Regions from separate parts of the Homo sapiens genome. Here region 2 is linked to region 1. The links are chromatin loops, found by intact Hi-C in ENCODE. Cell type or tissue: PC-9. All regions are shown on one strand.

What was found. Hi-C counts contacts between places; a loop is a spot of excess contacts. Peaks named below come from ENCODE experiments on the same cell type or tissue, not always from the same donor. Only the 100,000 strongest peaks of a DNase experiment are listed, where the experiment ranks them.
Region 2: a loop joins it to region 1, with 4 times the contacts of the local background. A loop is called at or near these places in 15 of 110 quality-filtered maps.

The regions. Positions count from the first base shown.
Region 1 is chr1:229,253,972-229,261,971 of GRCh38, reverse strand. It overlaps RAB4A-AS1 (RAB4A antisense RNA 1), which reads left to right. Exons shown (of 2, transcript NR_149313.1): 2 at 2,852-5,080. LOC102723935 (a long non-coding RNA gene) reads left to right here and starts at 5,274. Exons shown (of 3, transcript XR_426935.4): 1 at 5,274-5,685. LOC124904540 (a long non-coding RNA gene) reads right to left here. Exons shown (of 2, transcript XR_007066924.1): 2 at 3,692-3,893. RefSeq lists an enhancer at 7,326-8,000. In PC-9, CTCF peaks have their summits at 3,538, 3,740 (motif pointing left), 6,651 and 6,872; a DNase peak (open chromatin) is centred at 3,781.
Region 2 is chr1:228,687,679-228,695,678 of GRCh38, reverse strand. It overlaps a transcript of RHOU not described here and the pseudogene FTH1P2. Among named protein-coding and RNA genes, the nearest start is that of RHOU, 44 kb to the left of the region's middle. In PC-9, a CTCF peak has its summit at 3,575 (motif pointing left); a DNase peak (open chromatin) is centred at 3,528; H3K27me3 peaks cover 2,336 bases.

The DNA.
Region 1 (8,000 bases):
CCAAAGCACAGAGATTTTGTTTATCTAACAGGAATATGCTGCAAATAACAGTCTACAACATTAAGCCAAGGCTAGAGTTGTGGATAGAGTTCTTGAGTTCAGTGATACGATAATTTCCTACCTTCATCTTCTCATTTGAAAGTTACCAGCAAATCTTCCATCAGTTCTAATGTGATGCATCTCTGCTTATTTCTGCATTTAACAGCATTGATACCCAGGGATTATTCATTCGAGTCATTTAAATTCTTGTTTTGTATTCAGAAAAAGAGGATTTTCTGGTTCCTCTTTTCTTTTTAATTATATTTATGTGTTTCCTCCATATTCTGATAAAAGTACCATAGAATTATCTTTTATTTACTTATTTATTTTCGATACTGTGTTTCAAATTAAATGGCCTGTTTTCAGCCTGGTTTCTTATTTAAAAGATAGTTTTCACAAGAACTGCTTAAAAAAAAATTCTCCGTGGCTCACGCCTGTAATCCCAGCACTTTGAGAGGCCGAGGCAGGCAGATCACGAGGTCAGGAGTTCGAGACCAGCCTGGCTAACATAGTGAAACCCCGTCTCTACTAAAACTACAAAAATTAGCTGGGCATGGTGGCAGATGCCTATGATCCCAGCTACTTGGGAGGCTGAGGCAGGGGAATTGCTTGAACCCAGGAGGCAGAGGTTGCGATGAGCCAAGATTGCGCCACTGCACTCCAGCCTGAGGAACAGAGTGAGACACCGTCTCAAAAATAAAATAAAATAAAATAAAATAATCCCTGAACACCACCAACTGAAATTTTCTTTTATGGTTAATTTTAACATTTTAATCAGCTTTACTGGGGTATAATTTTACATACAACAAAATTCACCAATTTTAAGTGTACAATGAGTTTTGACAAATGTACACGGTCATGCGACAACTTCAACCTCGTCCCAGTATGGAACTTTTCTGTCACCCCCAAGAGTTCCTTTATGCCTTTTTCCAGCCCTTTGTGGACTCATTTTGAGACGTTTTGGTAACGGATTATTGGCTTTCACATGGGAAGATGTAACCTACTCCAGGAAACTAAGGTGGGGGTTTCCCCACTGCACAGACCACCCACCATACGCTCCACCTCTAGACCTCTCAGCAGCCTGTCTTTCTTGCCCTTTCAAACATCTTCATTTGTGTTCCACCAGACAGTAGCCAATACCATTTCCATCTATCAGCTTGGTGAAATGTGCCCTTTAATGGAAGACTAATGAGGCCTAATAGAAAAAGCTTCCTGGCTTTATTGATGTTCCCTGTGACTTTACAGGAGAGAGAGAGATTTAGGTCAGAGTCATTAGACTTTCTCTTCCTTTCCCTGAAATTGTGTGGACTAGCAGCCAGGTCAGCAGGCATGCAATCAAACTCTGGTGTCGCACCATGTCACCTTCCTGGATTAGATGACTGGGGCCGCTGTAACAAAGTACCACAGACCAAGTGGCTTGGACAACAGAAATTTATTGTCTCACAGTTCTGGAGGCCGGAAGTCCAAGGTCAAGGTGTCAGCAGGGTTGCTACCCTCTGAATGCTGAGGGAAATTCTGTTCCAGGCCTGTCTCCTGGCTTCTGGTGCCTTACTGGCCATTTTTGGTGTTCCCAGCAAGTGTTGCTCCTATCTCTGCTTTCATTTTTTGTTTTAATTATTTCTCTTTTTTGAAATGGAGTCTTGCTCTGTTACCCAAGCTGGAGTGCAGTGGCACGATCTCAGCTCACTGTGATCTCCGTCTCCCGGGTTTAAGTGATTCTCCCGCCTCAGCCTCCTGAGTAGCTGGGATTACAGGAGCGTACCACCATGCCAGGCTAATTTTTGTATTTTTAGTAGATGTGGGGTTTCACCATGTTGGCCAGGCTGGTCTCGAACTCCTGATCTCAGGTGATCCACCACCCCCCCTCCCCACCCAACTCGGCCTCCCAAAGTGCTGGGATTACAGGCATGAGTGCTGCGCCCGGCCGACCCCAGGTATTTCTAATGCAGGTGGTCCCACATTTGGAGAAATCCTGCTGGGGGTTGAGGAATGGTTTTGTTCCTAAAGGCACTGCCACTTGTGGAAAATGGAACAGAGAACAGCAGAGATTGAATACAGCATTAAATGCAGTGAGTGAGAAAATCCTTATGTCTGAGCAGTGAGGACATGTTGCTCGGAGATATTTCTCAGTTAGAAATATCTATGGGTTAGAAACATACTATGGGCTAAATGAGAGCTGGTAGAAAAAGGGTGGTTGTCAACTTCCCCTGTTCTTTCCCGAGTCTCACTCTCCCTCCTGCATTCTCTCTCCTTTCTTTCTTTCTTTTCTTTTTTTTTTTTTTTTGCGATGGAGTCTTGCTCTGTTGCCCAGGCTGGAGTGCAGTGGTGCGATCTCGGCTCACTGCAACCTCTGTCTCCTGGCTTCAAGCAATTCTCCTACCTCAGCCTCCCGAGTAGCTGGGATTACAGGCACCCACCACCACGCCCAGCTAATTTTTGCATTTTTAGTAGAGACAGGGTTTCACCACGTTGGCCAGGCTGGTCTCGAACTCCTGACCTCAGGCGATCCTCCCATCTCAGCCTCCCAAAGTGCTGGGATTACAGGCGTGAGCCACTGCACCCGGCCCTCTCCCTCCTTTCTTAGGGAGGAGCTCGACTCAGAACTTTTCCTCGATCCTCTCTGTTGAGATGGTTGATTTCCTCCTTAAAACATTATCTGTTCAGTTTCTTTTAAAAATTTACTCCCCCTGCCCCCATTCTGTAGGAATTGTTGGGTATTGGCTGGGCAAGGAGTTTGGAGCTCTCTGAGCTGATAATGTAAAATCTTTGAGGGGAGAGACTTGAGCTTTCTTTTTTTTTTTTTCTCCTGTAGCATCTGTCCCAGTGTCAGGCACATTTTAGGTGCCCAACAAACATCTGTGGAATGAATGAATGAGTGCTGGCACCACCTATAAGCACACAGTAAGGATAACCATGGAGAGAATATGCCGAGCCTTTTAATCAGCCCAGAAGAGCGCCTTCTGTGTTAAGGCGAAATGCCAGAATCCCAAGGAACAGATTCACCACCCAGGGGCGGGACTCAGGGACTGCTGATACTGAGGCTGCCCTGTGGGTTTTCCTTCCAGATCCCTTCTTGATTTGCCCAAAAGAATTTCACGTTTTGTTTCAGTTAAGGAGAGGCCTTTCCTTACTGCTGACTTTAAGGAAACTGGAAATTGTGCTTGTGGGGGAAGTGGCTTTGGAACTTGGGGCCTCTTTGGGACCTGGTAGGCAATGGGGTTTGGGGGCAAGTTTGTGGGACATGTGTCTGAACAGGAAGGAAGGGAGGAGCAGTGGGGCCAGCCAGGAAGCAGTGCCGAATGCAGATTTCTCTTCTTGTGCAGCTTTGCTTAGAGTTGAACATTACTTCCCAGAGATAGATTGACCCCAATCCTGCAGAGATTGGCTATCCTGCTCTTCAACTTATTTTTAGATATATGGTCTCACTTGAATCTCACATCCAATGAGGAGTTCCTGACCCCTCAATTTAGCTCCACCTGGCATTCCAGAGCAATTCAAGGACCTGGTAGGGCTACTAGCAATCCACTGCTACATATAGGGGAACAATGAGTTTTAAAGCTGCTCAGAAATCTGTGATTCGAGTATCAGGAAATCCTTGACTCTTTATCAAATGTGAAGTTGCTGATTTAAGAAATAAAGTTAAGAAACAATATTCATTAACAGAATGGAATTTAATGCAACCGCTGGTGTTTTGGGGTTATTTTCTGGTCACATAGTGCCCCCTGGTGGGTTCACTGACATACTCTTCTGGAATGCTCCTTTCCCAGGCTGTGCTTTGTGACAAGGCCAGCACCAGCAGGGTGATTCCAAGAATTTGCAGTTTAGGCACAGTCCAACGATGCTCTAAAGATTGTCTGTTAAGGGAAAATATGAGTTATGAAAATGCTGTGGGTTGTACTGTATCCCCCACCAAAAGATACGTTAAAGTCCTAAGCCCCAATACCTGTGAATGCAGACTTATTTGGAAAAAGGGTCTTTGCAGATGTAACTATGAAACTAAGGTGAGGTCATTAGGGCAAGCCCTTAATCCAGTATGACTGTGTTCTTATAAGAGGAGGAGAGGCTGGGTGCAGTGGCTCACACCTGTAATCCCAGCGATTTGGGAGGCTGAGGCGGGAGGATCGCTTGAGCCCAGGATTTGCTGGGCAACATATCGAGACCCCATCTCTACTAAAAATTTAAAAATTAGCCAGACATGGTGGCACGCAGCTGTAGTCTCACCTACTTGGAAGGCTAGTGGGAGGATGGCTTGAGCCCAGGAGTCCGAGGCTGCAGTGAGCTATGATCATATCAATGCACTCCAGTCTGGGCAACAAGGGAGACCCTGACTCAAAAAAACAAAACAAAAACAAAACAAAACAAAACAAAAAAAGAGGAGGAGAGAGACACACAAGGAGAGAATGCCATGTGACAATGGAGACAGACACTGGACTGATGCACCTGCAGACCGAGGAATGCGCAAGGATTGCCAGCAGCCCCCAGAAGCCAGGAGCGGGACATGGAATAGAGTCTCTCTCAACCCCTCAGAAAGTTCTAATCCTGCTGATGCCTTGATTTTGGACTTCAGCGTCCAGAACTGTGAGATGAGATATGTTTGTTGCTTAAGCCTCCCGGTTTATGCTGCTTTGTGATGGCAGCCCAAGCAGACGAATACAGAAAGAAATGGGGATTTGAGTTGGAAGAACTGCTTTGAGTCCCAGCTACCACTTAGTACCTGAATGACCTTGGGCAAAGAAGTTCAATTTTTCTGAGCCTCAGTTTTATAAACTGCAAAATGGAGAAATACAAAAGTAACTGTTCTCCTGCCTCAGGATCCCTGTGAGGATGAAGTGTGACTATGTGTATAAAAATATTTTGTTTATTGTACAGCACTGTGTACTGCAATCTTATTACACAAAGAAAGGAAGGTGGGAGGTAGTAGAGCGGAGTGATTACAAGCTAGGCTCTGGCTGGGCACAGTGGCTCATGCCTGTAATCTCAGCACTTTGGGAGGCTGAGGTGGGTGGATCACCTGAGGTCAGGAGTTTGACCTGGCCAACATGGTGAAATCCCATCTCTACTAGAAATACAAAAAAAAAAAAAAAAATTAGCCAGGTGTGGTGGTGGGTGCCTGTAATCCTAGCTTCTTGGGTGGCTGAAGCAGAAGAATCACTTGAACCTGGGAGGCAGAGATTGCAGTGAGCCAAGATCGCGCCATTGCACTCCAGCCTGGGCAACAGAGCGAGACTCCATCTCAAAAAAAAAAAAAAAAAAGCTAGACTCTGAAGTCAGTTTGCCAGGGTCTGTGAGTGGAAATGTTACAAAGAAGCTTCTCATGAAAACTTGACTCTCAAATGAGCCAAAGGCAGTGATGCCCAGAAATGGAGTTGTGGTAACACTTAAAGGAATGTATCAGTTGTCTATTGCTCTATAATGAACCCCAAAACTTAGTAGCTTCAAATGATTAGCTTATTCTTTCACACGGTCTCCGTGGATCAGGAGTCAAGGGCAACTTAATTGGGTGCTTCTCACTTGGAGTCTCTTGTGAGACTACAGTCACCTGAGGTTTAGACTGGGGCTGGAGGACCCACTTCCCAGATGGCTCACCCACCTGGCTGTCGGCAGGAGGCTGCAGTTCCTCTCCATGTGGTCGTCTTCACAGGTCTGGTGAGTATTTTTACAATATGGCATCTCCTCATTCTTTCCACCTCCCCTTCCTGCCCACCTCACCATGCCCAATGTATTTTTTCTCTTGTCAGTGATTCTCAACCTGTATGGAGTCACAGGCTCACTGTGGCCTAATGAAAACTAGGGACTCTTCCTGAGTAAAGTACACATATGCATTTACACAGAATATTCTAGATAGAATTTCAAGGGGCTCCAAGGTTAAGTACCAATTGGATCCACAGAGAGCTCTGTCAAACGTGAATCAAATTGTGTAATTCCCTGTTTGAATCCTTCTGTGACCCCCACTGTCCATAGGATAAAAAACTTCTTTAGCACACCATGATCTGACTCCAACTTACTTTTAATAACAATAACCTTATCATCACATGGAATGTCTTCTACATGGCAGACACTTTTCACACTTTCTTCCTAATTCTTAGAAGAACTCTGCAAGGAGTGGATTTTATGATTCCATTTTAGAGATAAGGAGAAGCTCAGAGCTGAAATCTGGCCGATTCAGCACCTGCCTCATCTCCCCCACACCCCCAAGTGAATGGTTGAGTTTAGGGGAGCCCGGATTCTTCTGACTCTGAAGCTGGCATCCCTCCAGGCCTGGCCACCCCGCTTTCTGCCCCTTCTTGTCTACTGCCAGGCACGCTCCTTTCTGTTGCTTCAGAACCACTCATCATTTCCAGACATGCTGTGGGTTTTGTGTAGGAAGCTTTTTCTACCTTAAAGGTCCTTTCTTCCCATCTTGTCCTCCTCCTCCAACCTTCTCTAATCATTGTGCTCTGATATCCTATTCCTTCTTCAAGACTCAGGGTGTCATTTCTTCCATGATCTTTTCCTGAACTATGACTTTCCAGTGCTCCTTCACATATTCCACGGCAACCACCAGGCTGTGTCATAATTTCTCATGTACTCACCTATATACTTACTACCCCTAGACTGTTTCTTGAAGGCAAATATCAGTCATGCCTTTCTAACCTTTTTATAAATCTAGCTTTTCATAGGATAGGTGTTCACTGTATATTTGTTGAGTGAGTGAATGAATGAATGAATGGCATTTTCTGTAAGAATTCCCCCTAGCATGTAAATTATCCAGCTTTTGAATAAATGTAGCTAGGATCTAGGGCTTCTTGAGGCTTCAGTCTTTTTAGGATATCTCTCATGAGCCTAGGGGTGGCAGTGTGATGCCACACCTGAAAATACTCTGCCATTTTCAAAGCTTTAACATTTTGGCACCCAAGGGGAGAAGCCACAGAGTTGATCTGTGCCTAGCTTTTGTAGTTAACCTGTCTCATTTGAACAGGCAGGGAAATTGACACTCTGAGAATGAAAGTATTTCTACCCAAGGTCTTGTCATTTAATGTTGTGCTGAATAGGGACCAGGAGCTGGATGTCCTGAGCTGCGTGTTGAGATCTTCTCCCTACAGACAATGTTGAAGACTTGTAAAGGTTCTACCTCTTTGAAATTTTTTTTTTTTTTTAAGATGGAGTCTCACTCTGTTGCCCAGGCTGGAGTGCAGTGGCACTATCTTGGCTCACTGCAACTTCCACCTCCTGGGTTCAAGCCATTCTCCTGCCTCAGTTTCCCCGAATAGCTGGGATTACAGGCATATGCCACCACGCCTGGCTAATTTTTGTATTTTTAGTAGAGACAGGGTTTCACCATGTTGGCTAGGCTGGTCTTGAACTAACGACCTCAGGTGATCCGCCCATCTCGGCCTCCCAAAGTGCTGGGATTACAAGTGTGAGCCACCACGCCTGGCCTACCTTCGAAATCTTAAAGGGCAAAGCTGACTTCAAACAGACTTCAAGCAGTTGTTTTGGTATGGCTCCATTTTAATAAGAAAAAATATAAATATGTAGATGGATACATCGACAAAGTGGTAAAAGAATATGCATCAAGTAATAACTGTTATCTCTGGGATTAGATTAAACTTATTTATTTATTTATGTATTTATTTATGTATTTATTTTGAGATGGCATCTTGCTCTGTCACCCAAGCTAGAGTGCAGTGGCACATTCTTGGCTCACTGCAATCTCCGCCTTTGGGGTTCAAGAGATTCTCTTGCCTCAGCCTTCCAAGTAGCTGGGACGACAGGCGTGTGCCACCACGCCTGGTTAATTTTTGTATGTTTAGTAGAGAGGGGGTTTCACCGTGTTGGCCAGGCTGGTCTCGAACTCCTGGCCCCAAGTGCCTGCCTGGGCCTCCCAAAGTGCTGGGATTATAGGCGTGAGCCACTGCACCCAGCCTCTGGGATTTTAAATTATTTTTATTTACTTTTTAATGTATGTTTTAAAATCTTTC
Region 2 (8,000 bases), 570 kb after region 1:
TGCACCCCCTTCACACCCTTTCATTTGTATCCTTTGTAATATTCTTTATAATGAACCTGTAAACTGAGTTCTGTGAGCCACGCTAGCAAATTAACCAAACTCAAGGAGGAAGTGGTGGAACCCCAAGTCATAGAAACACAGGTGAAGCAACCTGGGGCTTGTGGTTGACATTGAAAGTGGGGGGCAGTCTTGTGTGACTGAGCCCTCAATCTGAGGTTGAGGGATTTGATGCTATCTCCAGGTACTACCAGAATTGAATTGGAGGATACCCAGATGGTGTCCACTACAGAATTGATTGTTTGCTGGTATGTGAGAGATTGGTCCCAGAAGTCTTCTGTGTTGATTATTGTGGGATGAGATCAGAGAAAAAAACAGTTTGTGTTTTTACTAGGCAAAAACGCTTACTCTTAGCTGGGCACAGTGACTCACATCTGTAATCCCAGCAGTTTGAGAAGCTGAGGTGGGTGGATCGCTTGAGCTCAGGAGTTTGAGACCAACCTGGGCAACATACCAAAACCCCATCTCTACCAAAAATACAAAAATTAATCGGGTGTGGTAGTGCATGCCTGTGGTTTCAGCTACATGGGAGGCTGATGTGGGAGGATCATTTGAGCCTGGGAGGCGGAGGTTGCAGAGAGCAGAGATCCCGCCACTGCACTACAGCCTGGATGATAAAGTGATACCTTGTCTCAAAATAAATAAATAAATAAAACCTATTCATTATCATTTATATTCCTCCTATTGTTTCTATACATGATCTTGGAGGTGTAAAATAATTATCATAATGTTGTACTTAATAAGTAAGACACCTAGAGGCAGAAATACCATTTGATCCAGCAATCCCATTACGAGGTATGTACCCAAAAGAATATAAATCAAAAGATAAATGCATGCGTATATTCACTGCAGCACTGTTCACAATAGCAAAGACATGGACTCAACCTAACTGCCCATCAATGATAGATTGGATAAAGAAAATGTGGTACATATGTACCATAGAATACTATGCAGCCATAAAAAGGAATGAGATCATGTCCTTTGCAGGGATGTGAATGGAGTTGGAAGCCATTATACTCAGCAAAGTAATGCAGGAACAGAAAACCAAACACTGCATGTTCTTACTTATAAGTGGGAGCCGAATGAGAACACATGGACTCCTGTGGGGGAACAACACAAGCTGGGGCCTATTGAGGGGAGGGGAGGGAGAGCATCAGGAAGAATAGCTAATGGATTCCGGGCAAAATACCTAAGTGATGGGATGACCTGTGCAGCAAACCACCATGGCACACGTTTACCTATGTAACAAACCTGCATATCCTGCACATGGACCCCAGAATTAAAATAAAAGTTGAAGAAAAAAATAAGCAAGACTAAAAACAGGCCACTATTCTAACCATAACACAGATTAGAAATAAAATGATCTCTGTATCTGCATATTATGTCTGGAAATCTTAGTTTTGTTATTAAATGTAACCGTATCCACTCCAATTGCTGAAAAACAATGTGTGCAAGTCACCTAGCTACAAAGAAATAATATTGCTCTGAGCTGTAACAATAGCTGATTAAATACTTTATGGAAAGAAATGTCTGTCCTGGACAACTCAAATGGGTATGGAGTGATGGAAAAAAAACACTGAACTGCAAATTTTGAGATCTGGTTCTGGCACTGTCTAGAATTAAGATCTTATTTAAGCCAATTTGTAGAACATGGACAATCTCTATAAAAGTCAAATCTTTGATAGAAAAGTTTGTTCTTTCTAGCTCTAAAATATTATTCTAATGCTTTAATTTCATTCATCACCTGTTATTGGGTAAAAAAGAATACTACCTTGGTTAATAGTTAATGTTAACTTTAAAAATCATCTTCTTTTAGCTTCACAGTTGTCAGTTAGCTTAAAATTATTAACATGAGGTGCCGGGAGCGGTGGCTCATGCCTGTAATCCCAGCACTTTGGGAGGCCAAGGAGGGCCGATCATGAGGTCAGGAGTTGGAGACCAGCCTGGCCAATACGGTGAAAGCCCGTCTCTACTGAAAATACAAAAAATTAGCCGGCCGTGGTGGCGCGTGCCTGTAGTCCCAGCTACTCGGGAGACTGAGGCAGAAGAATCGCTTGAACCCGGGAGGCAGAGGTTGCAGTGAGCTGAGATCACGCCACTGTGCTCCAGCCTAGGCAATAGCGGGAGACTCTGTGTCAAAAAAAAAAATTATTAACCTGAGGTAATGATGGGACTTCTATATTTCAGCTGGGTGTCAATGTCTTTTTCCTTGAATGTGTGTTAATATCTTCCTTTACCACACTTCAAATAGTTTGCATCCTATCTGAGGATCAAAGATAAAACTTTGAAGTGCTTTATCAGCCTGGAAACCTATTGTGAGGGCACGTAGGCAGCAGTCAGTTCACGCTGTAACTCTGCTATGTCACCTCAAGTGGCTGGAATCAGGTGTCAGCAACACAAATTGCAAATAAAAAACACCTTGCCTTGTACCTATTTTCACAACATTTATTCTTATTGAAAAACCTTTATTTATTGTTTTCTTTCTCTTTTTAAGTTATAGGTTAATAACCCATAGGATTATTACCGAAGAGAATACTTGTTTATCTTGTTAAACTTTCCCTTTGAAAAGGCCCTTGTTGTACCCTTCTTAATGAAAACCAAGACTCACAGTACGGTTTTGGGCATCTGCTCAGTGTGTATGGTGGGTGTCCCTGCAAAGCAATATATAAATCTAATTTTCATAAATGCAATTTTATATAATAATATATTGGGGAGCTTGATAGTTTAAAGGAGGTCTTTAGTAACAACTTTATCAACAACTGTTTTGTTATGTAAATCCCCATTTCCTAATTGCTTTATTTGAAGTTTTGATTTTTAATGATACTAGATTTTCTTAAATCTAGTATCCATAGGGCACATCCATAAACGTTGTAAAAAATGATTTCAGGACTAGACCTGGTGGCTCATGTCTGTAATCCCAACACTTTGGGAGGCCAAGGTGGGAGGATGGCTTGAGCCCAGTTCAAGACCAGGCTGGGTAACATAGCAAGATCCTGTCTTAATTTTAAAATATTTTTAAAAAAATTTTAGAATCGCCAGAAAAGAAAAACAAACAAAAAACAGAAAAGTAGCATCTGAAACACAAGAAAGGGAAGTCCATCTATCTCTAATCTCTGTGGCCAAGTAAGTTCTTCACTCAGCACAGAGCAGGGACAGGTATGTGGCAAGTGTCAAGGCAGAGGGTCTTCTGTGATCTTTTAATGGCAATACAGTTGGGCCAGGGCATGGTGGCAAATAAGAATAATATGAAGAAAACTAGAAAATAAAAGATTTCATAAAGTCTTTGGGCAGTTTTAAAATGTTTAATCTGTAATAATGATCATTGAAAGATGATATTTTAGAAGAATGTATACATTTCATTAAAACACACATTGGATTTTCTGCTCCAAGTATCTGTTGGCTCTAATTCTACTCATCTTCCAGTCTTGGGTTTTCAGTGCTCACCTGACACCAGGATCTGAATTTAAAATATCTTGGGCACCACCTTGTGGTCCAATTGTTCTACCCTTTGTAAAAGTGCTTATGCAAGCTATTTACTCATTACTTCGTACATAATTACAGCCTAAAGTATTTATGGTTAAAAGCAACCACTGCATTTTTGAAGGTCTCATGCAGTCAAAGAGGAAGTTCATGATTGCATTTAGTCTGTACTTAATGGATACTCTAAGTCTAATCATTCCCAAGTACAATAAACTTTGGATAATATGATTAAATACTTCTGCCATGATTCTTTTAACCTTCATATTGACTTTGTTAACGTTTGAAACGGTTGCCTTGGTGAGAGGGGATAGCAGAAACTAGATTTATAGCTGTACTGTTTGGGTCAAATTTTACCCACTGTTCTTAGATACTGAGGATTAAGGATGAAAAATTATAGCCTGCAAAACTTATGTCCACACAAAATCTGTACATAGATATTCATAGAAGCTTTATTCATAATTGCCAAAACTTGGAAATTACTAAGATGTCCTTCAGTAGGTGAATGGATAAGTAAACTGTGGTACATCCTGAATATCATTCATCACTAAAAGGAAATAAGCTATTGAGCCTCTACAAGACATGAAGAACCTTAAATGCATGAAAGAAGCCAATCTGAAAAGGCCACACACTATAAGATTCCAAGTATATGCTATTCTGAAAAAGACAAAACTATGGAAACAATAAAAAGATCAGTGGTTGCCAGGAGTTGGAGGGAGGGAGGGAGGGAGGGAGGGATGAGTGAGTGGAGCACAGATGACTTTTAGGCCAGTGAAACTCCTCTGTGTGATACCGTAGTGGTGGAAACATGTCCTTACACATTTGTCAAAACCCATAAAATGTACAACACTAAGAGTGAACCTTAATGTAAACTACAGACTGGTGATAATGATGTGTCAATATAGATTTATTGATTGTAACAAACGTACTACTCTGTAGGAAATGCTGATAGTGAGGGAGGCCTGGAAAGAGGATATGGGAACTCTCTGCATTTTCTGTTCAATTTTCTGGGAACCTAAAGAGGTTTTGAAAAATAAAGTCTATTTAAAAAAAAAAAAATTATAAGCTGAATCCTCGCAGTTAATTTAGCTTCTTTCACAACCAAACTTTTACAAGTAACTGAGTTAAGTCGTTTCCTCCCTAATTTGAAGGCACTATTAATGACAACATAAAAGCACAAAACACAGTACTTAAGCACTATGTGATACACTCTTTTAAAACTAATCTTCCACCATGCACGGAGGCTCACGCCTGTAATCTCAGCACTTTGGGAGGCCGAGGAGGTCAGATCATGAGGTCAAGAGTTCGAGACCAGCCTGCCCAACATGGTGAAACCGCGTCTCTACTAAAAGTAAAAAAATTAGCCAGGCTATGTGGTGGGCGCCTGTAATCTCAGCTGCTCGGGAGACTGAGGCAGAAGAATCGCTTGAAATCAGAAGGCAAAGGTTTCAGTGAGCCGAGATCACGCCACTGCACTCCAGCCTGGGCAAAAGAGCAAAACTCCATCTCAAAAAAAACCAAACAGCCGGGCCTGGTGGCTCACGCCTGTAATCCCAGCACTTTGGGAGGCCAAGGCGGGCGGATCAGCTGAGGTCAGGAGTTCGAGACCAGCCTCAATATGGAGAAACCCCGTCTCTACTAAAAATACAAAATTAGCCAGGCGTGGTGGTGCATGCCTGTAATCCCAGCTACTCAGGAGGCTGAGGCAGGAGAATTGCTTGAACCTGGGAGGCGGAGGTTGCGGTGAGCCGAGATCATGCCATTGCACTCCAGCCTGGGAAACAAGAGCAAAACTCCATCTCAAAGAGAAAAAAAAAAAACAAACAAACTAATCTTCAGCATTTGGTCTCTCAAGTTGCCCACTTGGCCCTCTTTCAAGTGTACCTTCCTTCCTTTTCTTCCTTTCCTTACTTCTCTAAAGCTTTTTAATAAACTTTCACTCCTGCTCTAAAAAACAAAAACAAACAAACAAACAAAACAAATCTTTTAAATAAAAATCAGTCTGATCAAAGAAAATTACAGCAAGTAGTACAGAGAGGTAGCTCTTTAACACTTAGTAAATGTCTTAAGTGTATTGTTTGGGGGAAAGGACACATTGAAACAGCGTTAAGAATTGATTCTGCGTGCTCCAATTACATTTTTTTTAAATTCCGGTTTCAGGCACACTGGAAAGTGTGGGAAGAGAAAGTTCTTGCTGAAATTTTGATTAAATTTTCAGTCTCAGGAGACTGACCCAAACATTTCATGGTTCACAGATGGCTTATAACAGTGGTTCCCAACATTTTTGTTGCCAGGGACCAGTTTCGTGGAAGACAATTTTTCCACGAACTAGGGGTGGTAGGGATGGTTTCGGTATGAAACTGTTCCATCTCAGATCATCAGGCATTAGTTAGATTATCATTAAGAGCCAGCACCCTAGATCCCTCACATGCACAGTTCACAATAGGGTTTGAGCTCCTGTGAGACTAATATCACTGCTGATCTGACAGGAGGCGGAGCTCAGGTGGTAATGCTCACCCACTGCTCACCTCCGGCTATGCAGCCTGGTTGCTAACAGACCACAGACCAGCACCTGTCTGCAGCCCAGGAGTTGGGGACCCCTGGCTTAAAACAAAGTAGTCAAGTGATTGCATATTCATTTGTAGCCCTGAAATGACAACAAAATAGAGCAGCACTACAGTCAGCAGACAGTTTCCATAGGGATCAACAGGCAGATTCAGCTTGATTACAGCTACTGATGTCATGGAAGTATCATGTCCCAATCGCGTTTCTCACTGCTGACTTTATTACACATTTGCTGGGCCCTATCTGGATCCAGAAGTTCCAATGGCCTTTGGATTTACCCTTTCACATTGTCTGGCTTCTACTACAGATTACATATGACCTCTTTTGTTTGACTCTTCGGCTTCTTCGAGGGTTGGGTCTGACAAACTCAGGGTCCTTTGCCTCTCATGTTGGAATAAGATGGAAAAAACCTACAAAAGCTAGAAGATAGTGGGAAGAGAAGCTCCAAATGTGTGGGTTATTCAGGGATGAGGGAGACGGAAGTGAGGGAAAAGCAGCTTCTGAAGGGACTGTTCAGGCGGAGAAGGAGGAGAGGTCAGTGGTGCCTCTTCCCAAAGTCACTTTAAAATTACTGTCCATTCTGTCTCCCTAGAGCCTCTTCAAAGTGCCACCTTTACTGCTGCCAGTCTCATCTCACACACCCATATGTAGCTTTATATTTGTTTCTCTGTTTGAAAATCAGAAGGGAGGCTGAGGTCTTTGGACACACTCAGCTAAACTGACAAATCCAGCTGACCTGCAAGGACCACAGTGACACTGAGAGAATTCTACCTGCGCTGGTGACCTGTTCATTCTGCTTGACCAGGGAAGCAGAGAAAAGCACCATTTTGGACAAATACTGAAAGGCAGTACCAATCCTGGGACTTCTTGGTGTTTTGTACATAACTTTTGGTATCAGCACACACAGCACTTTACAACTGGCCATGGCCAGGCTCAGCAGAACTAATTCATGAGCCTGGGCTAGAACACAAATCAGCAGGAAGGTTTGCAGGAAAGGCACGATTCCCCACACTGGGTGGACTCCCTTGTTTAAGTGACAGCAGGCAGACATGGGAGGAATGGAAGGAGGGGTTAAATAATAGAGCACGATGCTAAGGAGGTCAAAATGGGAGATTTGCAACCCAAATGCCCTGGAAATCTGCTCCATTCTATGGCTGCAGTCCACATTTCTCAGTCCATAGGCTGCCAACTCACAAATGTCTGCTGTTCTTCACACATGAAAGAGGCAGTGGAAGGATTCGGGGGAAACCTGTGTCAGCTACAGAGAAAAAATTCATGTTCATGTCCTTTAGACAGCAGCTTAACAACATTAACAACATGGCCTTCTTCAAAAGGCAGTGGGAGGCATGAGTGGAGAGCTGTAACAGGTTAGGGTTGGTTCCAGCTACAGTTCCAGAAAACCCCAAGTCACAATAGCTCATCTTCATGGAGCATGTACTGTTAACCAGGCACTGTCCTAGACACCTGGGACCCATCCGTGAACAACAAACAAACAAACAAACAAAATCCTTGCTCTTGTACAGCTCACATTTTGTGGGGTGAGGGTGGGGTGGAAACAATACTCAAATGAAAGGAAGGAAGAAAGGAAGGAAGGGAGGGAGGGAGGGAGGGAGGAAGGACAGAAGGAAGGAAGGGACAGAGGGAGGGAGATGGAGCAGAGGAGGGAGAGGGGGAGAACAATATGTTAGAAAGGGATAACTCTTGGTGACCAGGGAAGTCACTCCCACGGCTATGTGGAAATTAGCCTGAGGCTTAGCTTTCATTATCACTGTCCCCCAGGGTGTGCTTGTCTAAGAGGTATTCCGCCGAGCCAGATTCGGGCGCTCCCATCTTGCACAAGTTGGTCACGTGCTCACCCAATTCTTTGATGGCTTTCACCTGCTTATTCAGGTAATGTGTCT